Linked DNA regions of Mus musculus: all the other regions are linked to region 2. The links are chromatin loops, found by intact Hi-C in ENCODE. Cell type or tissue: heart. All regions are shown on one strand. Each heading gives the region's core, and the rest is flanking DNA. Links, peaks and the distances in the headings are about the cores only. Region 1 overlaps Dst (dystonin). Region 2 overlaps Dst (dystonin). Region 3 overlaps Dst (dystonin).

The links. Hi-C counts contacts between places; a loop is a spot of excess contacts. Peaks named below come from ENCODE experiments on the same cell type or tissue, not always from the same donor. Only the 100,000 strongest peaks of a DNase experiment are listed, where the experiment ranks them.
Region 1: a loop joins it to region 2, with 2.5 times the contacts of the local background. A loop is called at or near these places in 11 of 42 quality-filtered maps.
Region 3: it touches region 2 in a loop (2.1-fold over the local background); 6 of 42 quality-filtered maps call a loop at or near these places.

What each region holds. Positions count from the first base shown.
Region 1 is chr1:34,263,417-34,273,601 of GRCm38, forward strand. It overlaps Dst (dystonin), which reads left to right. Exons shown (of 103, transcript NM_001276764.1): 74 at 1-74; 75 at 1,109-1,231; 76 at 1,334-1,435; 77 at 3,441-3,542; 78 at 4,813-4,986; 79 at 5,319-5,474; 80 at 7,412-7,609; 81 at 7,939-8,067. Among named protein-coding and RNA genes, the nearest start is that of Gm26788, 90 kb to the left of the region's middle. In heart, for the core only: no CTCF peak of the experiment used is centred there; a DNase peak (open chromatin) is centred at 5,345.
Region 2 is chr1:34,212,316-34,222,500 of GRCm38, forward strand. Dst (dystonin) reads left to right here. Exons shown (of 103, transcript NM_001276764.1): 51 at 1-224; 52 at 587-753; 53 at 2,219-2,375; 54 at 3,171-3,297; 55 at 5,495-5,557; 56 at 6,020-6,261; 57 at 7,081-7,210. Among named protein-coding and RNA genes, the nearest start is that of Gm26788, 39 kb to the left of the region's middle. In heart, for the core only: a CTCF peak has its summit at 6,194 (motif pointing right); a DNase peak (open chromatin) is centred at 6,216.
Region 3 is chr1:34,286,481-34,296,665 of GRCm38, forward strand. It overlaps Dst (dystonin), which reads left to right. Exons shown (of 103, transcript NM_001276764.1): 88 at 707-901; 89 at 1,411-1,539; 90 at 3,044-3,187; 91 at 3,879-4,067; 92 at 5,307-5,436; 93 at 6,840-7,003; 94 at 7,904-8,066; 95 at 8,674-8,828; 96 at 8,982-9,056. Among named protein-coding and RNA genes, the nearest start is that of Gm26788, 110 kb to the left of the region's middle. In heart, for the core only: CTCF peaks have their summits at 4,521 (motif pointing left) and 5,075; DNase peaks (open chromatin) are centred at 1,451, 2,971 and 4,161.

The sequences.
Region 1 (10,185 bases), core at 767-8,766, 51 kb after region 2:
AAGATTTCATCCGGGACCTGGAGGATCCCGGAATCGACCCCTCGGTCGTAAAGCAGCAGCAGGAAGCTGCAGAGGTAAGTAACAGACCTGGGTGAACTACGGAAGAGAAGAGCAAAGTTCAGCGAGACAACCCCCCCAGTCCTGTTAAAATCCGCATCTAGTTCTGAACGCAGAATGCTTAGTGAGTACCAAGGTACCGTGGACTCACAGGTGCTGCTTCCAGATTGTCCCTAAGATCATCGCTCTGCGCCCACCCTGCTCGTGTCTGTGTCAGATAGAAGACAGACAGACCCCGTCCACTGGGTAAAGCCTGACTTTGCAGGGCAGGATATGCAGCTTCGTGCACACGAGCCGGTGGCCATGCTGCCGCAGGCGTTCCTCTGTCCCTTTTCCCTCCGCGCTCTTCCATAGCCTTGCTCCTCGAAGCAGTGATCATCCCTGCCGCCCCTGTGATAAGCCTCAAGGTTTGACTGGATTATTACCCATGCTCTATACTTTCTTTCTCGTGTACTTGGCTGACGTGCTTTCAAGGCCGTAGGGCCTGGAAGAAGACTAGGTGAATGTCTCCTCCTCAGATGTTTGGTCTGGGGCTTTGCCCGTGCCTGTTAAATACTCACTGCCTAGTGAGTGTGTTCAACAGTGACCATGAAAAGCAAGGTAGGATTGACAGATCCTACCTAGGGTAATACATCAAAGCGAGCTTATCATGGGTTTCCCAACAGATACGTTGCTTTGCATAAAATCTTTGTGCTCTTATTTTACTGGGGTCTCTTTGGAACACATAACAAGCAAAGTATTTGAGAAAAGCAAAATGTCCTTTGGTGCTTGACAGTATTTGGGTTATTTTTTAAATTGCTCTGGTATTTTGCCACAAAGTTATTTTCGTCTTTGCACTAAAGAGTTGGCGTTAGAGAATATTATTTTCTATAAAATATTTTTGTTGTTGGTGGTGGTGTTTTTGTGTTCCAAGAACGGCAATGTGAGGAGCTTGGGAAGTAAAAAGAAAACAAAACCCTGATAACTGACCTCACGTGGGAACCCCCACGGGCGGCCCTGCGCAGCCCCGTGTCTTGGCTTTGGTGTTCTGAGCCTCTGCTTTGGATTCCAGGCAATCAGAGAGGAGATTGACGGCCTGCAGGAGGAGCTGGACATGGTCATCACGCTAGGCTCAGAGCTCATCGCTGCATGTGGGGAGCCTGACAAACCCATTGTCAAGAAGAGCATTGACGAGGTACCCGAGGCTCGTTTGTGACTTAGCTGAGCGACACCCATTTTTACCAGAAGTCAAAAGTACAAACTTGACACTGAAAGGACTTTAACATTTGTTTCGTAGCTAAATTCAGCATGGGATTCTCTAAATAAAGCTTGGAAGGACCGGGTGGACAGACTGGAAGAGGCCATGCAAGCTGCCGTTCAGTACCAGGACGGATTGCAGGTGAGGTGGCCGCCGTGTCCTCTGGTCTCAGCCGGAAACAAGAATCACTCTCATTGATGTCCGGATGGCTGACACTCTGGTCCCAGCCCAAAAACTGTGACTATGTACACAGCTACAGACAAATCTATTCCCATAGTCACAACTACTCTGACTCAGCCTTTCTAGAAGATATTTCTTACCCTCCAGTCACACGGATTTATACATACGTTTAACCATGGATTAGCCCACGTAGCCAATACATCTACTTTGAAAAGAAGTGGTCTAATGTTTTTTTTAAGCGAAAGTAAATATTCCCGCGCTGTATTTTTCATAACTTGTCGAGCACCCAGCAGTGAAGTGACAGGGGACAGTCTGAGTTCTGTTCTAAAGCTGAGTGAAGTAAGATGAAAGAGGTAAACACAGGCTAAAAATATCACCAAGTTTCACCGAGTTAGAGAGAACCAACTCAAAGCCCCGTGTACTAAAATAGAAGTCTATTTTATTGGCTCATAGCTGTCTGTATCAAGGCGCTTTCTTCTTTTCCATATATATAATTATTAAAAATAGTTGTCATGTCTCTTCAAGGCTCCCGTTTGGTTCATTAGCCAGTCAGGAACTGATTTTTAATATTAAAGTTCTCTTCAGGCCAGCTCAGGGAAGTACCCTCTCTCCACACCTCCCCTTGGCCCTATTTCCTAACAGGTTGGCAGGAGTCTAATCTTCCATACTTCTTACTGCATGGAAAAACCCTCTCTTAAGTATTTCCATAACACCAAAGTGAATATTATTTTTAAGGCTCACACGAAAGCATTTTTTTTCTCTTTCTGTATGCCACTTCTTCCTATGTGTGATAAATAAATATTGCCAGGCTTTACGCCAGCTGCAAGGGCTTTGCACTTCAGAAAATACACGAAATTTTCCATAACAAATAACACCTTATTATTACTCTCACACAGGTGTGTACACGTGCACATGCGAAGTAATGATTTCTTGCTTCAATAATGAGTGACCAGTGCTGACCACATTGGGCTCCTACTCTGTGTGTGGGGGTTGGGGGGAATGACGTCATGATGGCAAGTGTTTTGAGTGGGATTGTTTTCCATGGCTAGAGAAGATCCTGCTCCTGCCCAGGGTCGCGTGGGAGCCATGGGCAAGGCGCTGTGATTTGACACAGACTCCTCACCAACAGCAAGCTTCATCACAGGGCCAGTTGGTCATGAATGGCAACTTGAGTTACTAAGTTGTATTGCTGTAGCTGTGATGAGGTTCTAGGTACTCCATAAGGCTCAAGGCTTGATTATAAAGTGAGATTCATTTTCTTCCCAGGTTGCTGCTTAAGTAACTGGCTAATGGTTGTTTAAACATATTATTTTGTAAGGTTTCTCTTCTGTCAGCTTCATTAAATGTAAAATAGTTCTACTATACATTCATTGCCTTAAAAAAAATAAGCATGTGTGTTAAGCCTTGTAGAATGTGTAGAAACCCTGAAGAAGCAGAAAGTAGGGGACAGTGAAGTCTTTTGCAATCTGGTACCCTTAGTTATATGTATGTACAGGATTCTAATGGTAATCTATGGAGTGTAAGAAGGTTAGATGAACCACTAAATAGTGATTTTCTTGGTTATTTGAATAAATAGATACATTTGGATCTTTTTTTACATTATATTTTTAAATAAGCAAATAGGATATTCCACTCTTGTGACTGAATATATAAACATTTTCAAATGAACTTTCTTTGAAAGTGCTCGATAATTTAAGAATAGGATCCCCTTGGCCAGCTTTGGTGCAGAATTGGAGGTGACATTTACTTGGTATTTGAGGAGCTGTTTTATATTACTGCTTTTATTTGGGTAAACGCTCTTCGTTTTCAAAAGTTTCAGCCAGTTAGAATCTGATTTTTAATATTAGATTTCTCTTGAGGCCGGCGCCTTTCGTAGCATCTTTGAGCTCTTGCCTATCCCTATAACAACCAGAGCTGCGGCCATTTTGGAGCCGCTGCACTAACACGTGGAAAATGTGTCTTGCAGGGAATATTCGACTGGGTTGACATCGCAGGCAACAAGTTAGCCACAATGTCTCCCATTGGAACAGACCTGGAGACCGTCAAGCAGCAGATTGAAGAGCTGAAGGTAAGTGTGGAGCTCCCAGCTGGTAAGGAACTGCCTGGGGACTCCCTTAAGTCACTGAGTCCCCAGGTTTCCCGCTTAGTCACTCAGGTGACATGATTGAGACCCCAAAACTGCCCTGTTTATTTCTGCTGCACGTATTTATTAATGTGTGTGTTCATATTTGCACACGAGGATGCCCCACATGTAAGGAGGTCAGAGAACAGGGAATCAGGCTCAGGATTTCGGGCGGGGTAGCAAACAGCTTTCCCCACTGATCCATTTCACGGACCCAAAAGTTGATTTACAATCGTGTCTGCACATAGGAAATATAAAGAAGTGCTCGTTTTTTAAAAATGAAAGATTGCTTTATTTTTATTTCTTATCCTTTGTAGAATTACAAATAAGCAAAGTGGGGGCAGTGCAAGATTAGTAACTCACTCCAAAAGCTATGTACTTAAAAGCAGCTATGCCTAAATTTTGATGTACAGCCCTTCAGATACCCTCCAGTCTGAATGGAGGGGAGGTGTATTTAGAGGGGGAGGACCAAATTTGGATCATGCCACTGAGACTTTTATAATGTGCCTCATTATTCAGTAGTCTGTTGCAATTGGTGTAATTGAAATATTATTTTAATAGCAGCCACTAATGAATATCACAGATTCAAATAAATATTTTCTACTGCAAATAAAATGTTGGTTGGCAAAACGAAGATCATTAAGTGCCTGTCAGTCATATGGGAAAGAGCAAGAGGAAGGATGTTATTCTAAAGCCACACATGATGCTCAGATCTGTAGTACCCATAATTGTGAGGCTGAGGCAGGAGGATTGCCATGGGTCTGAGGCAAGCCTGAGCAAAATAGTGGTGAAGGGCCACCCAGAGCTGTGTCAAGACCTTTTCTTGCTAGTGGTAATTACAATAATTATAAATTATTTTACACTAACAGTGGGACATAGAAGTAATTATTAATAAATACAACACAGTTGTAAAAACATAAAAATTATGAAAGAATGCATACTATGTGCTTGCCTGAGATCAGGAATTACTAAATTCCTTAAAGGCGTTTCTAGGGTTTCAGATATTAAAAAATGTTTCTCCATGGGATGTATTAAATTTTACCATGCAGAATAAAAGTCAAATACCCAAGCTGTGACTATTCATAAGCCATTGAATAAAAGGGAGAAACTTCCACCTCTTTTGCTCTCAATGGGACATGTGAACTTCAGAGTTATTTATGGTTGAATATTATTTTTTTAACATTCCTCTGGTGTTTTGTTTTTTGTTTTTCCGCAGCAATTTAAGTCAGAAGCTTATCAACAACAGATAGAAATGGAAAGGCTGAACCATCAAGCAGAACTGTTGCTGAAGAAAGTAACAGAGGAGGCAGACAAGCACACAGTCCAGGACCCGCTGATGGAGCTGAAGTTGATCTGGGACAGCCTGGACGAGCGAATTGTCAGCAGACAGGTAAACACTGAGACCTGTGTGCATGCATGGACACTCAGACAGGAATATCAGACTACTATTACAAATCAAGTTAGCAGTTAATGTCAATAAACTTCAGAAGCACTTAAATCGTCTTATTAAAATTCTCCCGTGTGTGCTGTATTTACACACACACACACACACACACACACACACACCAAATTAGAGTTGTTGTTGACCAATGAGAAGATTCATGCGCTATGAGGATGGTCTTGGACATCATTCAACAGTTGGCCTTTACCCTTGTTTTTGTAAGAGCGCATTATTCACGATGCTGGGGTCTAAGCAGATTTTTCTTCTCTGTTTCTTGGCAGCACAAGCTCGAGGGTGCTCTCTTAGCACTGGGTCAGTTCCAGCACGCCCTGGACGAGCTCCTCGCATGGCTGACACACACCAAAGGCTTGCTAAGTGAACAGAAACCCGTTGGAGGAGACCCGAAAGCCATTGAGATTGAACTGGCTAAGCATCACGTACGTACCACTGCTGCCAGTCACCGTTAACGTTCGAGGTTCTTAAACTTTGTGATTTTGACAGAGATTGTCTGTCATTAAATGCCTTGAAGAATGCTGCCTAGGAGGGCACAGTGAAAGTATTTTTTCACTAGCTACCGGGGTAACAGTTATCAAATATAGCGAAGTTGTTTCAGTAGGGCCGCATGGCAAACACCAAGATTTAATCCCTCGTACTCATTGCTAAGTTAATGTTGAATAGTTTTTTAAGATTGTAGGAAACACCCTAAAAGCTTGCAGGCTGAAAATGCTGTTGTCCTACCATTTCTATTAATGTCTCTGGGCTCTGGGCAGCAGTAACTTGCCAGACTCTTTATAAAAACAAACTATGTTTGTTCTCATGGAATGAGTTTACAGAACCATTTACGTCTTAGGAAATCTGGCCATTGTCTTAAAAGTACCAGTGATTAGAATTGTGTGTAATAGGGGTGGAAAGTCAGACACCCAGCCTGGTTATTTCGGCTGGAGATCTGTGGGAACCTTTTAACGCTGTTCGTGTGACTAAGAAACAGGCCCTCTTACCTTTTTTACCCTTTAACTTTGAAAGACCAGTGTGTTGTGACTTGAGATTGCCAAAAACCAAGGCTGAAAGAAAGTTTCTATCCTCTGCTTTGCAGTCTCCCCTGCCTCTGAGCATCAGAGGAAGGAATCTGTAGAATTGTCCTATTGATGCAGACACCAGCAGTATTTAACTCTCAGACTTTGAGGAAGGGTTTCCTGCTGGTAGCATATCAAAGAGCATGCTCTGCAGAACCTGGCTCCTTACTCAAGTCGGGTTTGTGCCTTTGGAAAACTCTGGCTCATCGGATGCCTCAGAAACGGATTCAGTCGCCAGAGAAGGATCCGTCTGGGGGCTGCCTGTCTCATCTGGAAAGCCTCCGGGGTCTGGGTTCCCCTCCAGACGTGCGATGTCGTACATAGGATAAGAGATGACATTTTTTTCTTGATTGTTGCCAAACATACATCAGTGAGTGGTAGGGTAGGTTTATAATGAACTCTCGACTAACGCTAGGCAAAGGAGTCCTTTCAAGTTAGTAGTTCCAGCATCCCTTCAGTGCGAGAATAATGTAATACAGTTCTTCTTGCAAAACAGTCATTAGAAAACATATGTCTTAGATGTGTGGTGCTGTTATAATGAGAAGAGAAGCGTGAGCGTATCCCCTAAGATAAGGGATGCTACGATTAAGTCGAATTAAACTGGACTTGAATCAATGAAAATGTTTTAATCATCAAGTCATAATCTCTACAGATCTCTACAGAAGTATGTAGTAGATCAGCTACAAGGTCATTCTAGTGGGGATAGCTGTCAAGTGTGTGTGCAGTCCCTTTGAGAGTGCTGGCCAACTAAATGTATGTCCATTTAGGGAGCCACAAAGCTGGAGGGAGGGACTCTGTTGCCTTAACACTTTTTGTTATGAGGCTTCGGCTTCAGAATATTTCACACCGAAAGAAATGAAACAGGTAGAGTGGACTAGAGCTGTGGCTCAGGTGCTAGATTCCTTATGCAGCATGCATAAAGACCTGGGCTTGATCCCTCGGCAATACCTACAACTGGATGTGGTACCCCACACCTGTATTCCAAGCACGCGGGAGGTGGAAAAAGTCAGCCTAGCAGCGGCAGCAGCACACCTTTATCCCTAGCATTTGGGACTCAAAAACAGGTAGTTTAATCTCTGTGAATTCAAGACCAGCTTGGTCTACAGAGCAAATCCCCAGGACTGCCAGGGCTACACAGCAAAACCCTGTCTTGAAAAACAAAACCACAACAAACAAAGTAAAAACAAAAAAGAATTCCAGTGTCGTCTTTAGCTACCTGTTGAGTTGGAGGTTTGCTTGGGATGCCCGAGACCCCTCTCTGTTACTGTGTTTCCAGTGAATGATCACGCTAACATTTTCAGGTGCTCCAAAACGACGTCTTAGCCCACCAGTCCACGGTAGAAGCCGTCAACAAAGCAGGAAATGATCTCATCGAGTCGAGTGAAGGCGAAGAAGCAAGCAACCTCCAGTACAAGCTCAGAATTCTCAATCAGCGCTGGCAGGATATTTTGGAAAAGACAGATCAAAGAAAGCAGCAGCTGGACAGCGCCTTGCGCCAGGTGACTAGAGAGGCGGAGAGAGTCCCCAAGTGATGCGGGTGTGCCTTGCTAGCCCTTGTGCAGGTCCAATGGTGATGCTTTAAAGAGAGGAGTAAAAATAATCGGGATAAAGAGCAGAGCTGATAAGGAGGCGGAGCTCCAGTTCTTAGCCTAATAGCCTAATACCCTTATGCCCGAGCTTCCTCGGCGTGCTCAGGTAGTGAGCACAGCTCCTGGCACCTGGCATTCTGATGAGATGCAGAGACGGCTTAGCAGGCTGGGGCCATTTTGACCTTGCTGGAGAGTGATAGCATTTGTGACACAAACTTAAAAACCACCTGTCACTGCAGGCCAAAGGGTTCCACGGTGAAATCGAAGATTTGCAACAGTGGCTGACGGACACAGAGCGTCATCTCTTGGCATCTAAACCTCTGGGAGGTCTCCCAGAGACAGCCAAGGAGCAGCTTAACGCACATATGGTACGTATGGTATTTTCTACACCCCTCGCCCTGGTCTTACATAGATAATAATGGAAGATGATATAGTTAAAAAATTAAGTTTTGTGGCAAAAATCACTATGTGTACATGCTAGAAACAGCACCATTTAGCAATTAAATTTTTCAAGTAAGAATCTGTCTCAGAGGCTAAAAAAAGTTTTAAAGAAGTTTAGCAGTTCTGTGTCTGTCTGTCTGTCTCTCTCACATACACACACTCTCTTTCTCTCTCTCTCTCTCTCTCTCTCTCTCTCTCTCACACACACACACACACACACACCAAGCATTGTATCAGTTATAAACTGGTATCCCCTGAAGTATAAAGACACTTCTCTAAAATACTCTGATAGTTTAATATGATTATAATTAAGACAGTACTCATGAGCGAGTAATTCATGTAGTCCTGTGGTTTGGGTTTACCGTTCACAGCTAGGCCAGGCCCATTTGCTTGAAGAGCAAAGTAAGTAGTCTTGCCAACGACTGCGTGACCTCAGAGTGTCTATCACTGTGAAACCCTGCATGACTTTCCCATCCTTCCTTACCTCCCTGGACAGTCTTACATAGCGTTCACGTAGTTCATCACTTGTTAAGTAACTAAGAATGAATTCTGTCTCCAGAATGATACACTTTAAAAGAGTGCAAGAGCTTGTAAGCAGAGTACTAATCTCTCAAGTTTCAGAAAACCGCTATGTAGAAAACAACTTCGTTTGCATAGGATACACAGAGTGAACTTCATGTAACCCTACATGATTTCTTTGACTAAAAATTCCATGTTTAAAAACAAACAAAAAAGCAATAACAAAAACCCTGCAGAGGGCCTAGAGAGAGAGTGCCCAGCAGTAAAGAGGGCTTATTGTTCTTCCAGAGGACCACAGTTCGTTCTCAGCACCTACCTGGCAGCTCACAACCATCTGTAAACCTCCAGGGCATCAGATTCCTCCTCCTGGCCCCTGGGGGCTCCTGCTTGCATGTGGTGCACACAAACCCACAGACCTACACCTACATCTAAAAATTAAACAAATCTTCCCTAACAGACTGGAAAGCACTGTAATGCCACGGGAGTGGTTTCCTTTGGATCTGCTTGTGGTTCTAGCACATTCTCACTGTGCTAGAAATGAAGATAAGAACAAAATCGGTTTTCACTTAACCTGAGGCTGCTTCCGGATTTAATGCTTTTTAAAGATGAAACTGTAGCCGGGCATTGGTGGCGCATGCTTTTAATCCCAGCATTTGGGAGGCAGAGGCAGGCAGATTTCTGAGTTTGAGGTCAACCTGGTCTACAGAGTGAGTTCCAGGACAGCCAGGGCTATACAGAGAAACCCTGTCTTAAAAAAGAAAGAAAGAAACTGTAAATGTGCTTTGTTTTTTTTAATATGCTAGAATTATTTTAAGTTATTTATGTTATATATGTGAGTACACTGTCACTGTCTTCAGGCACACCAGAAGAGGGCATCAGATCCCCATTACAGATGGTTGTGAGCCACCATGTGGTTGCTGGAAATTGAACTCGGGACCTCTGGAAGAGCAGTCAGTGCTCTTAGCCGTTGAGCACTCTCTCCAGCCCCTAATGAGTTGGTTGGTTTTTAAGGATGAAGAGATACGTTTTTTAGCTGATGAAGATGTAGTGAGACCACATTGTAACTTCGTTCACATCACTGAACAGTGTATTTCAAGTGGTTAATTTTATTAACAATAAAATTAATTCTCATTTTTAAAAAAATTATTAACTTGTAAGATGTCGAATATATAACTTTCCATCGGGATTCAGCCCATGTTACAATTCAACCAACGAGATAGAAAATGTCTTCGTTTGTAATGAGTTGTATCCATTGTTTCACTGGTGGTGTGCTTAGTCCTATAGCTGGATCTCCCTGTGTTCACTGTAGAGGGTGTATACAGCATTCTCATTGGCAACATTGAAAGTTTTCTCAAACGTGGCTCCCGTAACCTGGCAGTCTTTCTATCAACTCGTATCTTTCTGAACTGAGTTTTGTTTTCTGTCCATCACAAATTTTCTGGGTACAAGATTAAACTGTACCAATTCTTTCTTCTAGTTATAATATGGTGGTTAAAAAGGACATAGAAGTTTCAGCTTACAGAGGG
Region 2 (10,185 bases), core at 1,319-9,318:
CCTCCTCCCTGCAAGCGAAAATGAAGGATCTGTCTGCTCGCTTTTCCGAAGCAAGTCAGAAACACAAGGAAAAGCTAGCCAAGATGGTGGAGCTAAAGGCCAAAGTAGAGCAGTTTGAGAAGCTCTCAGACAAGCTCCAGACGTTTCTAGAGACACAGAGCCAGGCGCTCACCGAGGTGGCCATGCCAGGAAAGGATGTTCCGGAGCTGTCTCAGCATATGCAGGTGTGTATTCCTCAGTGGTTACAATGCCAAGTGCGTGTGGACTGGTTAAGACAAGCTCATGCGTTTTATCAACAGTCTTAGCTACTGTTATTTGTCTCTCTGTGAATCATTTCCCTGCTGAGTAGAAACAAACCATTTACCACATGTATCATAGCTGTTACAACCATCCTTGAACATGCTAAATCCACAGAGATAATGAAAGCACAGAGTGTTAAGTCCCTGCATCCTGCTGTACATTCGCAGTCTGTGAAGTGCCAGGTAGTAGATGCCTGAGCTCTTCTCCTTGCATGCAGAACATGCTGGTGGGTTTGTGGTTCTAAGATCTGGCAATGTTTATACTGACTGATGTCATTGCTTTGCAGGAATCAACTGCTAAATTCTTAGAACACAGGAAAGATCTCGAAGCTTTGCACAGCCTCCTGAAAGAGATATCCAGCCATGGCTTACCAGGGGACAAAGCTCTGGTGTTTGAGAAAACTAATAACTTGTCAAGGAAATTCAAAGAAATGGAGGATACTATCCAAGAAAAGTAAGTCCCTCTCTAAGACAATGTGTTTTATCCCACTCTGGTACTCAGCAGCTGGGTTGCCTATATTTATGTAAGTCTATGACTGAGTTGGTTTCCAAACTGTGGAGGCTCAGACTGTTGGTGGATCTGTGCATTAAATATAGTCAGGAGGCTGAAAGGGGATTACAGAGAGTTTGAGGCCCTACTCTGGACTGAAGTAAGACCATCTTTAAAAGCAAAACACAATAACAAAAACATTAGTTTACGATTGGCTAAAATACCAAACTGGGAAATGGAAAACGCTACTTATGTAAAAGTGGGAACATCCTGTGAGCATGATGGTGCTGGTAAGATGAACTCAGAGATCCTGAGTTCAATTCCCAGCAATCACATGATGGCTCACAACCGCCTGTAATGGGATCCGATGCCCTCTTCTGGTGTGTCTGAAAACGGCAACAGTGGACTCATATAAATAAAATAAATAATAAAAAATATGACCGCTTACTGCTTCAATTAGTGAGTGAACCACAAAGAATAAGGCAGTGGCCCAGTTTTGACCTTTGACTCAATGCGATTCTATTCTGTGCCTTCATATTTTTCTGTATCATGTTTAGAACACACATCTGATTTTTATGAATGAAAGAGCCCTCAAAAGATGTTTTAGCCTGGCCATTTATCTCTCATCTAGTTGTACTTCCTTAGAATTCTCTACCTAAAACTTCTGGGTTCTCTTTCTGAACCCATCTCAGAAGATGTGTTCTTGGCTGTCTTACATAATCTAGGTTGTCCATTCCAATTTTAAATCCAGGTAATGTGAGGACTATTAAATCATTAACACCATGTGGTCATCAGTAGTTTGTTCAGCTGAAATACATCCTTATCTCCAGCACATAGGTCAGGTGCACACAGAAGCCATTCACACGTCAAGTGTAACGGTCTCCATAGGGCCTATGCTTGGCATATAGAAAGGCCCATGGGGTTTACATAGGAGCTTCTTATGTGTTGGGGTGGGTAAGCACCTGTTAAAACTCCAGTCACTGGGCTACATCTCTTTGGAGAGGTGGAAATGTCATCTTTCCAAAGTGCCAAGTTAAGACATCCTTTAACATGACCTGTGTTCTCCTCAGTCAGCAGTGTATACATGTATTTTCTGGCTCTTTGCCTGCTGGCACTGAACATTGTAGAAAACAGACCTGTCAAAGTCGTTAGAGTTTATGTAGTATTAGAGAGTACTGTTGTGTGAGAGTTACATATTTCTTGACTGTTCCCTCTCTATGAGCTTTGCTTCAGGAATCAACAGGTAGGTACTTAGCTGATTTCATTCACCACATAAGAACACATCAGCCTGGTACCCAAGAGCTGCTAGTGCATTGAAAATGGTTGCTAAAGTTGAGCCCGATTCAGGAGTATTGACCGCTGGTTAATAGTCGGCCTTTTGGAACATCTGGCTTTGCAGCTTGACTTCTGGTTCCTTTTTGTTCATTAGGAAAGACGCTCTAAGTTCTTGTCAGGAGCAGCTGAGTGCTTTTCAAACCCTCGCTCAGTCACTGAAAACATGGATAAAAGAGACAACCAAGCAGGTTCCCGTTGTGAAGCCTTCTCTTGGCACAGAGGACTTGAGAAAATCTCTGGAAGAAACCAAGGTGGCTCATCAGACCTAATACTAACTTCTGCTTGCCTGTGTTAGTAATGACGCATGCGGTCCTTTAGTCTAAAATCAAGCAAACTGGTCTCACAAATGCCCAATAGGATCTGTGGAAATTACATAATCGAGGAATTACATAATCTTTTTGTTAACTCAATTTATTAACAAAAAATATATGTATAGTGCATCCTTAGTCCCCCTAATATTAAAGTTTCCTTCTTTATCAAATTTCAATTTAATTTCCATTTTTTTTATACCTTTTTTCCAAGTAGTAAGAAAGAGACCCTTGTCTTCATGTGCAAGGTCTAACCAGTACTGGAAGACAAGCTATTTGAGTCTCTTGCATGAGTAGTGTATAAGTATTTTGTTGTCTGACTTAAGTCATAAACGCTATGGCTGATTGTGTCAGATTTTCTCAGTGAGACTGTGTAGCTCTAACACTTCCTTGAAATGTCGGGAGTTCAACTCGGCGCGAGGTGGAATTTTGCACACCCGTGTCTTGCTTTTATTGTCCTGTTACTTATGATGTAGCCGCACCTGGGATAGCCCTACAGACTTACAGTTGACAGTTACTCTAGAACATTCCCGTGGCGCCAGGACTCGGCCTGCCTCCCACTGTGGCTGGGGGCAGAACACAGAATGGGCTCTGCCTGTTCTCCTCTGCCAACAGTGTTAACAGTCACCTGGGCCCGCAGTCATTGTTGCTTTCAAATATGCTTAAGAAGTTCAGTTGTAATGTACAACTTTGAAGATACTTGGAAGACTGAAAGATAACGTGTTTTTGTGTTTAAAGAAATTACAAGAAAAGTGGAATCTGAAAGCACCAGAAATTCACAAAGCAAACAACAGTGGTGTCTCACTATGTAACCTGCTGAGTGCATTGATCAGCCCTGCAAAGGCCATAGCCGCAGCCAAATCAGGTATGCGCTTAGTTTTCATGACTAATCTGTAAGAATTTGATCTCCCACGGTCCTTTTGTGTATTTGAAATTAATTAAAAAAAATTTTTTTAAAAAAAGATCACCTCAAGAATACAAAGTAAAAGAGGTCGGGCAGGTGACTTTTAAAGGCACACTTAATCTGTCACGGAATTGGAGAGATGACTCTGCAGATACATGTGTGCAGGCATAAGGATGGGTGTCTGAATCTCCGGCACCCACACGTGTTTTGTACACGAGTGAGCATGGTGCCCTAGCTGCCCACAGCCCTCGGGAGGCAGAGACAGGAACTCCTCCAAGCAGGCTGGCGAGCCAGACTCACCAAATCCTTGACCCTCTGGTTTGGTGAGGGGCCATGCCTCAGAAAGTAAAGTGAAAACTGATTTTGGAAGATAGCAAGCACCCAGGATGGGCCACCACGTGCAGGAGCAGACATATGCATAGCACACACCTGTACATGCGCAGCCACAAGCATAGGAATATGTATATACATATACACACAAACACCCCCCCCCAATCTGTCAGGCAAAATGTCTTTTTATTTAAGGGGAGATAGTGAAGCTCTCTTTGAGCTATGTCTCTTCTCAGTATACTATGTAGTAAGGAAAGAGATTTGGTTTCCTGGTAAAGAAGAGGCAAGGGTGCGGGCTCTTGTCTATGAGGCAAGCTCGCCTTTTGTCTGACTGCTTGTTTGTATATGGTTCCCAAAGCTTTTGATTTTGCAGCCTGTTCACCAGTAAGCTCACATCTCGGCCTCAGCCCTGGCTGACCCAGCTCTTCTCAGCCCAAGACCAGAGTTGTGTATAAATCCTGGTTCCCAAGTTAACTTAAAACAAATATAGTGTTTTGGGAAGGGGTATTTACAGAGGCATTTTGTTTTGTTTAAGTTGAGGAATAGATAGAAGGCCAACCTCCTATCTCCATTGTGTGTCCTGTGGTTTATCTAGTCTGACCAGGCCTCCAGCTGTCCCATTGTGAGTGACACTCATGTTCCAGCTGCGCTTCTCTCAAACAGCCATTTTTTCCACTCTGTTGCTCCCTTTTCAAGCAATGCCCATATTGTATATGCCACAATGCTCCCTCATGTCTGCCCTAATCAGATTGCCTGAGACGTCAAGTTGATCTTTTTTTTTTCTTAAGAAGAGGAATTCTATTGTCTTTGATTTATCTTAGTTCCTCCCATCTCCTTTTTATCTGGAATAAAATCTATACTCTTGCTTGGTGTTCTCTGCTTGACGTTTAACAATTAGTTTGGAGAGTCTAGGATGCTTTCCGTTCCTTGGAAAATGCCTTGTGCGTACACTCATGCACACGCACATGTGCATGCGCGCGCACACACACATGGGAGAGGGGGAGGAGGAATTCGGATGTTTAAATGTTTCTATGGTTGCTCTTGCATGGGCATCTCTCTCCTTTGATAGGCAGCCAGTGGGTGCTAGCATGAGAAAGTTGGATTTTATTAACATTGTGGTTATGGAGACATGCCAATCCCAGATAGTTATGATAATATAGGACAAATAGCTATTATGACCCACTCAGGAGGATCTGATTGGTAGGTAATGGGTTAGCTATGTGTGGTTCCCATGGCGTTTTCACAGGGTAGCTGCCGTGGTACCCATCAGCTTCATTCATTCCTCTTCAGGCACACAGCTGATAGTTAGCACAGCTGGCATCTAAATTCAGGAGAGGCGTCCTCTAGGTCCATGCACTACCCACCCTGTGTTCTCTGTGTCAGCATATGTGGACTTAGAAACAGACGTTTGTTTTGGCTTTTACCTTCAGACGGTTCCCTCGTCTCTTTTTAAATCATTCTGCCTTCATTGGCCCTGTGGTTATGTTGTGTACGCGGCCACAGGTGATGCACAGCCATTAGGCCGAGCAGACATTTTCTTCTCAGTTGCACTGCTTTCTTTAATACATAGGTGCTGGGGACCTTTACCGCCAGCTTTATCATAAGATGACGTTAGCATAAAACATCTTAGCTGTTTAATTTGGGAATCAGCTTTTGATTAACTTATGAACAGTCGAAAGTGAGGCGCCGAGTCACTTGTACGAATGAGCAGTGGCGGTTCCTTTAATGCCGTCTATAGGTAGAAGTACTAGGGCAATCTAAAGTCACTTCATTGTTTGTTTTGTTTGTTCATTGTTTTTTTTTTTTGTTTTGTTTTGTTTTGTTGCAGGTGGAGTAATACTAAATGGTGAAGGAACAGACACAAATACTCAGGATTTCTTGGCAAATAAAGGTGACTAGTAACCCTGTCTGGCGAGTGATTAATGGAGTTTGATGTTTTAGAGGGCAGTAGTTTTGTTGAGATCTTAAACTCGAGTTGAAATGGTCACCATGTCCATGAATATGTTGATATACCTGTCCATCTGAGATAAATGAACCTTTGGTGTTTCACTTTGGGACTTGGTTTTATTTCCTTCCTGTTCATTTGCTGTTTGGTACCCAAGAAATCTGTTATGTTTAAGCTTACAATTCCATCATGCTACCTCTTACGTTTTACAGTTACACAATGCTCCTGAGTTGTTTGTTATTAACTTGCAGTATGACCTCTTCTTTCTATCCTAAAAAGTCTGTGGTTCATCGTAGCAGGCTTAACAGTGTCAAAATAGAAGAAAACGCTGTGTACAATCAGTCTAATGCTATCGCTCCTCTCCAAAAGCCTCAGCATGCATTCGTGTACTTTTCTTCCTGCTCGTAGGTTTAACATCTATTAAGAAGGACATGACTGACATAAGCCACAGTTACGAAGACCTGGGCCTCTTACTCAAGGATAAAATAGTTGAACTGAACACTAAGCTCTCCAAATTGCAAAAGGCTCAGGAAGAGTCCAGTGCAATGATGCAGTGGTTAGAGAAGATGAACAAGACGGCCAGCAGGTGGCGCCAGACACCTACACCTGCAGACACTGAGTCTGTGAAGTTGCAGGTGGAGCAGAACAAGGTAGGCTGGGTACAGGGCAGGAAGGCGCACTGAGTGGACTTAGCCAGAGCAGCCCTGGGGGCCATGAGCTCGGTTCTGTTTTCTCCCTAGACCTTCATCAAATAATGACTGTTTTGTTAAAATCAGTCACATTGGGGCAACAAATTGTCACTTTTCCAGCCCTCTGACATTATAAAAAGGAATAAACTGTAGGGTATGAGTAACTTTGCCGTCTTTAAATCAGCTTAAATCTGCGATATTAAGTAATCAACTTTTGGGAAAGATTTAGTTATGGACTAAATGTATCAAGTGTCTGGCCTGTCTACTATAAAACGGGACGGCTAATACCGTCCTCTTTAACAGCATTTCTGTACTGCCAAGATTAGGAAAGTAGTTTCTCACCACCATGACAAAAATTTGGGCAAATTACCAACCCGTACTTGAATTCTGCCATGTGGAATCTCGAGTAGAGTTTCAAATTCTGGAAGCCTTTACCAGGGCTGATTTGCTTCTCAGTTAACCTCACTGAGAGCAGCTTGCATTGGCCCAGCGTCGTTTGAAAGCAGGAAATTACAGACGGCAGTCATTACATCCACAGAGTGTTCCTCTGTGGGGTTTCTGTGTCTCACAATTGAAGATGGTCAAGGGGAAAAAATAAGAATTATCAGCTACATAACCCAGGTCCTTGCCCACTCCAGCATTTGATGTGTGTATGTGTGTGTGTGTAGGGGGGCGTCCTTTCTGAGTCATTCCAGAGTTCCAGAGAAGAAATGCTTTTTCTCTTTTGATGCCATATTTTTTGTGTAGTTAATTATTGTTTTTTTTTTTTTTCCTTGTTAGTCATTTGAGGCAGAACTGAAGCAAAATGTAAACAAAGTGCAAGAATTAAAAGACAAACTATCAGAGCTTCTGGAAGAGAACCCAGAGGCTCCCGAGGCCCAGTCCTGGAAGCAGGCACTGGCAGAGATGGGTGAGTCCATCCGCGCACTCGGGCTCACGGGTGCTCACGGCCGCTTGGCCAATTTCATGGTCAACGGAGTGTTCTTCAGAAAACATCCAGGAGTCTCGTGTGCTTTTGGATTTCCGTTAAACATTTCAGAATCTTTTTTTTTTCTCTAAGTATTCAAAATCATGGGTGTTGTTCTGAGAGCTGTCATTCAGCTGTTTTTATGAAGAAGGTTCATAGTTGGTAATGAAATGCTATGCGCTGAGTAATGTTTTGATTAGTGTTTATTTTCTTTCATTCGCTTTATGCTCACGGATTTTCTTGCATTCATCCGGAAAGGGCAGGCTCCCATCTCCTCTGTGAGGTCACTTCTGGGGCTTCTGTCTTCTCAGCTCTTCTTTCTTCTCTCAAGCCAGTGTTGAAGGAATACGGGGCCTCCCCTCCTATCCTGTCTTTGTATAAACTGCTCGTAGGTACAGAATTTCCTTCAGTTTGTGAGATAAAAAGACTAAGAAAGTAAGTTTCCTACTTTACTCTGTCGTTTGGAGGTTTCGGTAAGTTTAGATATGTCTAGGTAGGAGCCGCAGTGTGCACAGTGTGAAGTGGATCCCGTTGGTCCTTGGAATGGCTTGACTTTCAATTATTTCACCGTAGTTATTTCAAACCTTCTTCCCATCACTTTTTGGCACCGTAAGCTTAGAAACAACTTAAGTGTTCCTAATGTTCAGAGGCAGACAGAATCGGACTCAAGAATCCCCCTGCATCGTGAGGGTTTCCCCTATGTCAGGGACTCTCCTAGGGCTATCAGAATTACTTGCGAGTATGGGCAGATGTTTGCGAGAAGAGGTGTGGCTGAAGGGTGTGCGTTTCCTACAGAGCCTCCACCCTGCAGGGGCTTTGATACTTCTCTACCCCATGTGCTTTTGTTAACAGCCTCGCCAGTCAGATTATATAGGATTGGAACTTCTCCTACAGAGGAACGCCATTAAATAGAAGCCCCTTACTACATTCTATTAAATACTGTCCTTTAGTATACTGTGCCAAGTGACAAACACACAAACCTCTCGGGGCTTTGTGAAACAGCTCACTCAGTAAAGTGCTTGCCTAACTTAGCAGCATCGGGACAGTTCTGTCCCAGAAGCCATGCAGAAGTGTTTGACGTGGCAGCACAGGCTTGCAGTCCCAGTGCAGGGGAGGCAGAAACAGACCCTTGGCCATCTGGACAGCCTAGCCTACTCGGCAAGTACCAGGCCAGTGAGAGACGCCATGTCATAGATGAAAACAAAACAAGCAAAAGCATACAGTACAGCTCCAGGGACAGCAGCTAGGGTTGTCCTCCAGCTTCCACGTGTGTATGCACATGTATGTGAGCACACACGTGTTCACACACACACACATTAAAACGCATGTCATCTCTGAAACCAGTCACACTAAGCAGTTACTGTTTGTGGGGCGATAGGTGGGCTTCAGTGCTTGTCGCCATGCTCTGAGAACTAACGTTGCACCTGTGGAACCTAGGCAAGCAAGAAGGCTTCCTGGCTGAGGGTAAGATCCCAGGGGACTGGGAATGAATGTCAGGGATAGGAGATGTCACACGAAGGGGCCCAGGTGTGGCTTCCATGGACACATGCTGCTTTGGGGAGAATATTAAGATGACCAGGGCTAGCTTAAACATTTGATCTCAGTATAAACGCCTGCCACAGGATGAATGTTCCAGGGTCAGGTTATGACAGGTCCTAAGCTTTTGGCCTTCAGATCTTACCATCTTAAGGACAGGAAGTTATTGATAAAGGATCTGAATAGAAAACTGGTATGTTTTTTAAATGATCGTTTCTAAAGGGAATTATTTAGAACCAAATGGCTCGCAGCTGAGAAATAGGAGGTGGGGCAGCGGGGAGGGCGGGGAATTACAAGACTGCCAAACTAGGTCTGAAGTTTTTGCATCCACACAGACTGCTGTATCCCCTGGGAACTAGTTAGAAATATGAACTTGCAAAACCCTACTACAGACCTCCTCCTGCATCAGGCCAGTGTGTGTTAACAATCCGCCCAGGTGGTTCTGTAGCTCCGTGGTTGGGTGTGGGCCATAGCGGAGAGCAGCACTGAGCATATCAAAGATGGTCTTGAAGCCGTGGTAACATGGTGACGTGGCAGGTGAGGTCAGAGGGCCATAGTAAGTGCCTGTACTTACTTACCAGGCTGAGGTCACCTCATAGATCCAAAAGGAATGAAACCAGGGTGGGATTGGAGGGGCCAGAACAAGACTGACAATTTTATTGAGAGCAGTGAGACTTGTCCTATCAGAATCAGAATATAATGACAATTTCTAGGATCAATACAGTTGTAGTTATCAGATTACAATGGAGTCTGCAAGTTAAACAGGGTATGGAAGATTAATATCCAAGATCCATTGTCCTGTCAAGTCTCCATGCTTCCTTGACTCCTGAGGGAACACACAGAGAAACACAAAGCAGCCTGAATGCTCACTGCCTGAGGGAGGGCATTGGGCTGTCTAGAACAGGAAGGCGCATTGCGCCCCAGGAGGCACGTACTGTAACCTGAAAAACCTGTGACGCATGCCTCTCAAGGCAGCCAGGCCAAGCCAACTTGTGGTTCCTGCAGCCGTCCAGAGTCGTTCTGGATGCTTAGTGGTTAGGGGTGGATACTGCTCTTGCAGAGGACCTGAGCTCAGTTCTTAGCACCCAAACCGGGCAGCTCCAACCACCTATAACCCCAGCCCCAGGAGTATTTAGCACTTCTGGCCTCTAAGGGCACCTGCACTCCCATTCACATAACATATATGTGTGCTCATGCGTGTGTGTGTGTGGCACACACACACACACACACACACACAAAGTGAGAGACAGAGAGAGAGAGACAGGGAGAATTAAAATCCGTTTTTAAAGTCATTCTGAATTACTACATCTCAGTGAAAAGGAAAAGAGGAAAACCTTGGAAAAAGTATAAAAAGAGGACCAGATACTTGATCAGTGTTCAGA
Region 3 (10,185 bases), core at 858-8,857, 74 kb after region 2:
AAATCTGCCTAAATTGAGAAGACAAGGTCAGAGGTCCCAAAAGGTTTCCAATGAGATGACTCTAAACTGTGAAGTCACGGGTTGGTTCTTAAGGTGCTTCGGGGAATGGCTTATTATAGAGAAAAGGACCACATGACTCTCTTAGATTCGTTGGTCTTTCCGGACCCAGTAACGTGCACCAGGCTTGTTCAGTCCTGGCTCTGTAGCTTGTCTCTCAGAATGGTAGGTAATCAGCCACACTGACTGTGAGGGTCTGGTATTCTCTACTGCATGACTCAAAAGAAAGGGAATTTAATGTACTGTGTGTGTGTCTGTGTGTGTGTCTGTCTGTCAGGGGTGTGTGTCTGTCTATCTGTCAAGGGTATGTGTGTGTGTCAGGGGTGTGTGTAATTGAAATTGAGAAGGCCGATCACTATTATTTAAATCTAATATACTTATATATTTATATTGTAATCTTATATATTTCATTTTTTAATCCTAAATTAAATATTACTGAATATAAACAAAATCTATTCAAAACAGTGTTAAGTCCTTAAAGAGGAACCATGAGCTAGACTCAGTCAAAAGTATAGTCATTCAGATCTGTGGTCCTCAGATGTATGTATGTGGTGTCTTATATACATCCATCTCTCATGACAACGCACTTGGCTATTTAGGTTCTGTACTGAAAAGTAACCTGTGATGAAGGTCAGTATGGTTTCTCCAGGTCTTCCAGAAAGAGCTGGGGAAGAGGACCAGCAGCGTGCAGGCCCTGAAGCGCTCTGCCAGGGAACTCATCGAAGGCAGCCGAGATGACTCCTCCTGGGTCAGGGTCCAGATGCAGGAGCTAAGCACCCGCTGGGAGACCGTGTGTGCACTCTCCATATCAAAGCAGACGCGGCTAGAGTCAGCCCTGCAACAGGTAAAGTCCACATTACTGAGAGCTCAGTATAGCTGGTGAAGCCCTGCAGTCACAGCAAGGACAGCTCAGGTGGACTAGCGGGGCCAGTCCTCACCCTCATCTTAGACAGTTGTCAAGGAGGTCTCGTCTGTCTCATAACTGTCTGGACCCTTCTTCATGCTTCTCTGGAGAATTCCAAGTACTTAGCAGCAAGTACTTAGCAGGGGTATTTACTAATCTCTGCTTAGTACTGCTTGAATAAGTCACTTGGGAGTCCGACTGGCTGCCTCACACTGAACACTAGGCTGCAAGAACGATGAACTAGGCTTCCTGTGGGCTCCTTGGTATCTTACATCTCTCCTTATATTTTGAAAAGAAAAAAAAAATACCCCTGTCTTCTTAATAGGAGTAATGTGCATAATTAATTCACACTAAGACTTTTTCACTGGGAGGGGCCATGTGTGGTTCTGTAACGGTCATTAACGGGTATCCCGTGAAATCCTGTTTTCTGCGTGTGTGCTAACTGTTAGGCAGAGGAATTCCACTCTGTGGTCCACACCCTCTTGGAGTGGCTGGCAGAAGCAGAGCAAACCCTGCGTTTCCATGGTGCTCTCCCAGATGATGAGGATGCTCTCCGGACTCTCATTGAGCAACATAAAGTGAGTAACTTCCAGTACAAAACGGGAAACTGAAAAGGGAGAGAGAAGAAGCCCGTGACTGATTGTCGCGAGTATGAGACTGTCTCCCTCCTCCCTGCTTACACACCTGGATAGGCAGCTGTACTTTTTTTTTTTTTATAGTTTTTTTTTAATTAGTTATTTATTTCATTTGCATTTCCAATGCTATCCCAAAAGTCCCCCCCACACGCCCCACCACCCACTCCCCCACCCACCCACTCCCGCTTCTTGGCCCTTAAGATTCCCTTATGAAAGAAAAGTAGTCATTGGAGAACTAGGCTCTCTGCTTTGTGTCTCTGGGCCGCACGATGACCTTCGTAGAGGATCATCCGGTTTCTGACCAGAGTGAGCCCCTTCTGTCGCAATCGTATGTGTACTTCAAGGATGAAACTTCCAAAAGGAGCAGCTTGGCATTTACAGGATATCCCACTAGAACTGTGTCTTAATAGTTTTTACATCTGCATGCAAAGTAAGCAACTCATTTAAAGCCTAAACTATAACTCTGCAGCCCCTTTCTCTCTGGGCCTTGTCTTATTCACTTGGCGAGCTTGTGTGTGGCGTGGACCACCATGTGCTTGGGGGGTGGGGGGGTCCAGAAGGCAACGCACAGATGTGTGCCCATGCCTTCTGATGCGTGGATCCTGGGACTCAAACTCAAGCCTTCAGACCCAAGGCACCCCATTCCATTCACTGAGTGGTCTCTCCCGGCCCACTTCTCATTTTTAATCAAGAACCTTATAAAAAATTATTGTAATGAGCTACCCTATAATATAGATTATAAATTTAAAGCATTGGTTTCATAGTGTTGAATGGCTAAGGGGATGGGGGGGGGGGCATGACCTCAGGTCACCAAAGCAAGCTAAGCTCTTTTCTCTAGCAATGCTTGAAACTTGGCCAAAACCACACAAAACTGAAACATGTAACAGATGTTTCTTAACCTTTGACTGGGAACGTCAGATATTCACAGTGCTTACCCCGCCCCCCCCCCCCCAATGCAGTATTGATGTCCGCACATTTCTGATTCACTTGAAAGATTTTTTTTTAAACACCATTTTTTTAAATAACCTTGCCCTTCAAGGTCACGCTGGAAGTCCCTCATTCTGCTGTAGCGTGTGTTACATCATCTGCTTCTGACTTTCATTGCTGCCCTTCCTCAGAGATTGGTTGAGTATAGCAAGGAAACGTTGCCTCCCTGTTGATAGTGGTGCAGGCTTGCCCGGCATGGCCTGGAGGACCAAAGTGCTTTGTACACTGTTTACTACCCGTGAGGCGAGACTGTAAGAGTAGGGAAAGTGTCAGGCTCATGGTGAATCTTAGAATCAGCTCAGTACTTAGAAGTCGAGCTTATACCACTGCGGGCTGGCAGCCGGCCAGCATTAGACCCTACACCAGACTGAAGTCCTACCTCATTTCTGTAACACAACATGAAGTGAATGTCACAGCAAGGGCCGACAGCTAACGGAAGTGTCTGCTCCGCCCGCTGCAGGAGTTCATGAAGAGACTGGAAGAGAAAAGGGCAGAACTAAGTAAGGCCACCGGTATGGGGGACGCTCTTCTGGCCGTCTGCCACCCTGACTCCATTACCACCATTAAGCACTGGATCACGATCATCCAGGCCAGGTTTGAAGAGGTCAGTGCGTCTGACGTCATCTGGGGTAGGGGCGACTGTGCAGGGGGCGGGGAAACGGGAATCCTCCAGCCCAGGCCGACTGTGGGAAGACAGGCCTTCGTGGGGAAGCGTCTCGTAGATTCCTCTCAAGTGTGTCAGCCCCTGAAGGAGCCGTTAACTAGAAACGTTACAGGTCCTGCAAGTGGTGTCTGTGAGACCTTAAATGGCAGATGTTTGCTTTGCCATGGGTTTTGTCCCACCTTTCCACTGTGTCTGGGGAATAATGCCTCGCTGAAGAATGTTCCAGGAGTGGGGGGGCCTTGTGTGCTTGTGGGAGTGAATGGAAGAACTCGATGGGAATTGAGCTCCTGTTTAAGATCTTTAGCACTTTAGATTCTGCCGCTTCTGAAAGCTGCCTGGAGTAGGCATGCTTTAGAGAAGGTATACTTGAACATGAGAAAGCCCAAGGGATAAACAGGAGTAAACCTGGATGCTAGGTACATGGCTAACATTTTCCTGAGGACAGACATCCTCGAAAGGGGACTCGGTGCTTCCTCAGGCTGGATCTGAGAGCCACTGGCCAGATCTAGACTAGCAGAAAGCTTCCTAGGTCTAGCTCAGAAGGATCCTAGTTGACTTTTTAAATGGGTGTGGTTTACATTAATGAAACTAAGTTGCAAGAACCTGAGCGAGCTGTGTGTCCGTGCAACAGGTGCTGGCCTGGGCGAAGCAGCACCAGCAGAGGTTAGCAGGGGCGCTGGCTGGGCTCATCGCCAAGCAGGAGCTGCTGGAGACTCTGCTGGCATGGCTACAGTGGGCGGAAACCACACTGACCGAGAAAGATAAGGAAGTTATCCCCCAGGAGATCGAAGAGGTGAAAACCCTCATTGCAGAACACCAGGTAAAGAAACTCAATCCATCCCCTCGGGTGTCTCCTTTCTCTTGTTGCTAGGCTTCTCCAACCCGTTCCCAGACTAGTGAGCCTCTTGGCCCGCAGCTGCATTACAGCTGGTCTTATTTTAACTTGACTCTCCCTCTGGGCGGTCTGATCTCATTGCTGTGGCCCTGGCCTGCACTTACTTCCTTGTTTCCTATCTGCTTTTCCTCTGTCTTCTCAGATGAACAACCATGAATATTCCAAATGCAGCCTACTTAGAAAGGGGGTGCCTTCTCGTCCTCAGAGTGACTACTCACCCTGAGCACCCCACCTGTTTTAAATGCTGAAATGATGGCTTTCTATGTGCCCTGATTCATAGAATGTTTACTGGAGCTGGAGATATGGCTCAAAGGTTAAGAACACTTAGGAACTAAATTCAGTTCCTCAAAACCACATGTAAATTCAGTTTCGGGAATTGCAGCTCCCTCTTCTGACCTCTGCAGGCATTACACACAGGTGGTGTATATATTGACAAGCAACAACATACACACACACACAAAACTAAAAACAGAATTTTAAAATGTTAAATCTGTGTTATTGGTATCTACCTGTCCCAAAGTATCTCAGGTTATGTGGATATTATAATTATCACGGTGGCTCAAGTTTCCCAACATAAGAAACATTTGTCTGCCTTATGTTTTCCCGTCACTTTTGACCGCAGCCTCTGCCTTTCCTCAGCCAACATACCCAACGTGTAGGGACCAGTCGGCAGTAACAAGAAGCCAAGGAGATGCAATGAGGAGTAGCAGGATACTGAGCCTTTACAAATGTAACTTTTTAAATGTACCGCACTAATCTCACTGCTCCCTGTGACCAGTAGGAATCTCTGTGTTTAACATGGCCATCTTCCACCACTGTGTGCAAAGCAATTCAAGTTTTTTAAACTGTGTGGGAAGAATGCACGGCATCAGGAACATGTTCACTTAAACCCCTGGTGGAAGACCTTGGAAATTCAGACGGAGTTGATGCCGATAGCTAGGATGGCCTGCAGATGTTGTTTTTTCTGACTGAAAAGTGACAGTTTTGTTTTTTATTTGAACTTGCCTTTGGTCCGGTGTCAGGCTTTACCTTCTCCGGAAATCATTGAAAGCGCCAACTGTCACAGTTGCTTAATGGGATAATCCTTTAAAAATAATGGCACAGCCCTTTCACCCGGGGTTTTAATCTATACCGTGATTTAATTGACACCGTTTTCCCTTTCAGACCTTCATGGAAGAAATGACCAGAAAACAGCCCGACGTTGATAAAGTTACCAAGACCTATAAGAGGAGGGCCACTGACCCTCCCTCGTTACAGTCTCACATCCCCGTCTTGGACAAGGGACGAGCCGGAAGTAAGCTGGGGGCAGGTTATTTAAAATAAAGGTGGCTGAACAAGCCAGTTCCCTTTCTGTTTGACTTAGCGTTTGAAGTCTGAGAGAAAGCAGAACTCCATGTGAGCAGTCCACTTTTAAAGGTTTTCTAAAGAAAATGTGGCCTTTAAGGTTTTTTTTAGCCTTGTTTGTTTGTTTTGAAGTGAAATAAAAGGCTGCACTTAGGTACCTCTGTTTAACTTTGTTTAAAGTACACCTCTCAGATTGGAGAAGAAACTGGGGAAGGCTACAAGGACCCAGACCATCACCTCTTGGAAGCACATTCTCCTCTGGTGTAGAAGTAGCGACCAACCAGAGCTGACCCTGGTCTGGGTGGAGGGCAGGCTTGGGCTCTGTTGATGCACCTGTGGCTGCCTCGCTCTTTACTAATCCCCTAAGAGTCTAACCCCCAAGACGGCATTCAGAATGGTAGCTGTTAGCCGAGAATGTTAACAAGCACAGTCTACAATGTAGTACATTTTGTATATTTTTGAATGGTGTATTAGCTAGTTTGTTTTGGTTTTGTTTTGTTTCTAAGTGGGAGCAGAGCTGCTGTGATTGCTATGCTCTCACGGAAACCAGGAGATTGTATAAATGAAATGTGGGAGGCCCCTTGCTGTCCCTACCTGGGACCAGCTGGGAAGCCTAATTGAACAGTTTACCTAGTTCTTAGCTAGGGTTTCCTCCTCTGCAAAAGAGGATACTCTGTAACAGTCGTCGGTTGGACGGAAGGAGCTAGCACACACTCCTGGAGCAGTTGCATACTTTCCAGCATGTAATTACCCTCATGAACTTGAGCCTGAATGGAGTGTGATCTTAGGCCAATCATTTTTCTAGGCCACGTGTAGCCATTTAGTTACATGGGAGGAATGCGCTATGCGCATCGTTTTATGCAACTGTGAAGACACTTGTGAAGACAGCCAGATAGGAGTGTATTAACTCGGTCAACGTGGATGTGTGCATATGAGAGGAAGTGTACGTGCTCTATGGAGAATGGGTTTGGAGCCTTCTTGGCTTGGTTGTCATTGGTGAAGCATCCCGCTCTGGTTCTGAGGACGCCACTTTTCAGCCTTCTTCTCTCAGAAGGGCGGGTGCCTGGAACCCACTTAACGTGCCTCCCTGTGCTACTTCAGCATGGACGTCCACAGAAAACACATTTGAAACATTGCCTTTACAGAGTTCCCAGTGTTTAAGTGGCCCCCGCCGAGATGCATTTTGGCAGCACATGAGATCAGAATGTGAACCTTGATAAGAATAGCTAGGGTGGGGTGCTTGCCTTTGCCGTACACAGTAGTTAAAGTCAGTCTCCATTAGGAGCTAAAATCTCAGTGCCTGTCAGCACGCCAGACGTTCCGCCATCCTGACCTGAAGTTGTGTTTTACCAGGGAAACGCTTCCCAGCCTCGGGCTTCTATCCATCTGGCTCACAGACGCAAATCGAGACCAAGAACCCCAGGGTTAACCTGCTGGTGAGCAAGTGGCAGCAGGTCTGGCTCCTGGCCTTGGAAAGGAGGAGGAAGCTCAACGACGCCCTGGACAGGCTGGAGGAGGTCAGAAACTCCCGCTCTGTCCCTGCTCCGTCTCCATGTTGTCCCCACTCTGGTCTGCACCGCAGGCTGCACTACTCAAAAAGCAAAAGCGTGGCTTTCTCTCCCATAAGCAGTGTCTCACCCTCTGAGTACTAGTGCTCTCCCAAAACGAACACTCAGATTGTCCCTGTTTCTGTAAGACACTCCTCTATGGGGTTCAGGACCCAGGGAACCAAAAGGTAGAAAACTCGTAAATCATAGCCACCTGATGCTGATCTCGGAGAAAGGCTTTCTAACTTGGCAGGTCTGCTGCTGGCTGGAATACATCTATTCTCATACATACCCTGTGATGGAAGGCTTTAGTTCTTTATGTTGTGAAATTTGGAAACGTTAGATGGCCAAGCAAATGGAGGTAGCTGGTAGGACGGAAGGACTGGATGGGTACACGCCAAGACCTGCATCTTCACTAAGCTCTGGCTGCCACTCTGGGCGCACACGTCCATGACTGGTGCTGTGAGCAGTTTTCTACGTAGGGCTTTTATTCACAAAGAAAAATCAGTGGCTTAATGAAATATACTTTATAAGAAGTCACTTATAAAATCATATCTTCTTTGAAATGGGAGAGATGTATATCACCTGGAGACCGTCATCAGTGACTTTATTCAGCCAACAGAAAATGGAATTTGCTGCTCACACCCATACATGCAGAGGCATCACTGAGTCTGTTTAATGGGTTATTATGAGGGGGTGGGAGTTGGAAGGGGGCAGGTTGGGGACATGAGATTTAGAGAGGAGAACCTAGAGTAGTTGTGATGGTGGTAGTTCGTTGTGTACGTGTATAAAATTGCCAAGAATAAAGGTGAGTTCTATAGACTGTTCAAGCACAGCATTGACAACAGCCAAAACTTTCACTTTTTCTAGCTGAGGGAATTTGCCAACTTCGATTTCGACATCTGGCGGAAAAAATACATGAGGTGGATGAACCATAAGAAATCGAGAGTGATGGATTTCTTCCGGAGAATTGATAAGGACCAGGATGGGAAGATCACTCGACAGGAATTCATCGACGGGATTCTCTCCTCCAGTAAGTGCCGAGACGTGCAATAGCCATAGGAGTTTGGACAGAAACTAGGCACAGTGTAAGACACTGGCGCTAATAATCTTGAGTTGCTAGCGAAGTGTTGCCTTCTAACCTGACTGGGAACACAGCAGCTCTGAAGAACATGAAGAGCTCAGAATACTCTGAGCTCTCGAGTCAGATACACCTGTGTTTTGTATGGCCGCAGGGATATCCCTTTGCTCTCCTCAAGCTGTGTTATGAGTATAAATTAAAATATTTGATTGTAAAAGTCTTGCGTGTTAGCTGGCACATAAGAGTAAATCACTAAGTACGGATTTCTTGATCATCCTAGTTAATGATTCTGATCTGATAATCACATTAATAGGACGCAAGTGCCCTGAGTTAGCTTGTTTGGCAACTCGACAGAAGCAGCAGGTGCTGCTAACCGCTGAGGGTCTCTCAAGACCCTCCCCCTATGTCTTGAAGATAAATTTGCATCGTATACATTCACTTACTGCTAGAAATGAGGTGATCACCCTGACGAGCCACATTAATATCAAAGTCCGCAGTCAAATACGTCTTAAGCTATAACTAACAAACCACCTTACTAGCACCGCTTGGTACATTGCAGAGTTTCCTACCAGTCGCCTGGAGATGAGCGCCGTGGCAGACATCTTTGACAGAGATGGTGATGGGTACATTGACTACTATGAATTCGTGGCCGCTCTGCATCCAAACAAAGATGCGTACAAACCCATCACGGATGCTGACAAAATTGAGGACGAGGTACTCACTGTTGGCCTTCTGCTGCAGCTGGGTTTCTAACCCCCTCACACACACACACACACACACCCCACACCCCACACCCCACACACACGCACCCGCACGCACCATGAAGTTCTGAGGTTAACATGAATGTCATACCTTTGTCTTTGACAGGTCACAAGGCAGGTAGCCAAGTGTAAGTGTGCCAAGCGATTCCAAGTTGAACAGATCGGTGATAACAAATACAGGGTGAGTGTCTCAGTTGACTCCTGCCCTTCCGAGTGCGTGTCAGTGGGATCACTACTGTTTGCTAAGAATCCTAACTGTTCGCACGTCATCTCAAGACATATGGTGTACAAAACTATAACTCCACCGTTCTTTCTCATTTTAAATCACGTGACTTTTCAAATTATGTAATCCATATGTTCCATAGGGAGCTTGAGTTGATTAGCAGGCCATATTTTTTAACATCTATAATATGCAGAAAAACCTGTAATCTTTTTTTATATTTGTCTATTTACTGTGCGTGTTTGTGTATGTGTGTGTGTGTACACATATGTGTTTTATATGCCACCACATGTATAGCAGTCAGAGGACATCTTAGGGGGAGTCAGTTGTCTCCTGCTGTATGAATTGTAGGACTTGAACTCAGGCCCTCGGACTTGGTGGCAGTGCCCTCACTTACCTAATTACTAATTAAGGCAAATTAGTAATTACAGATTACTAAAAGTAAATATTCAAATCATATATTCAGTCTGTCCCACATTACCTCTTACTTTATAGTGATTAGAGGTAAACTTCCAGGGTCTAAACAACAGCTACTCCAGACCAAAACCACGGAGTTAAAATGTTGTTACCTTTTTTTCTAGAAATTAAAAAACATCCATTTTATAACTATGAAGACGCTTCTGTTTCTCCCATTTACGTAGGAATTCTGGCTTTTGCTCAGAATATAAAAGGATGCAGATCACATAAAACAGAGCAGTGTGGTTTTATCATTCTGTCTTTGTTCATCTCCCAGTAAGCAGCTAGGAGGAGCATTGCTGAAGGTCCTTACGCGTTACTTACAAATACTGTGCATTTGCGCTGTACAAAAGTGCTCATCTACCATTCTGACTTCAGTTTGAAAACTTCAGCTGTTTAAACTTTAAAGGTTTCTATTTGAAACTTCTAATTTCAATTTGAAGCCTGAAGCTTTTTTTTTTTTCCCAGTAAATTTGTAAAATAAAAAAAAAAAAATGGTTTTGTTTGAGATCAGAGCAAATGGGAACCCTCACATCTCGAAACTAAATCCTGTATCCTGAAGTACAGGGTGTGAGTGTGTATATGTGTGTGAGAGAGACTGAGTGGGAGTGTGTGTGTGTGTGAGAGAGAGAGA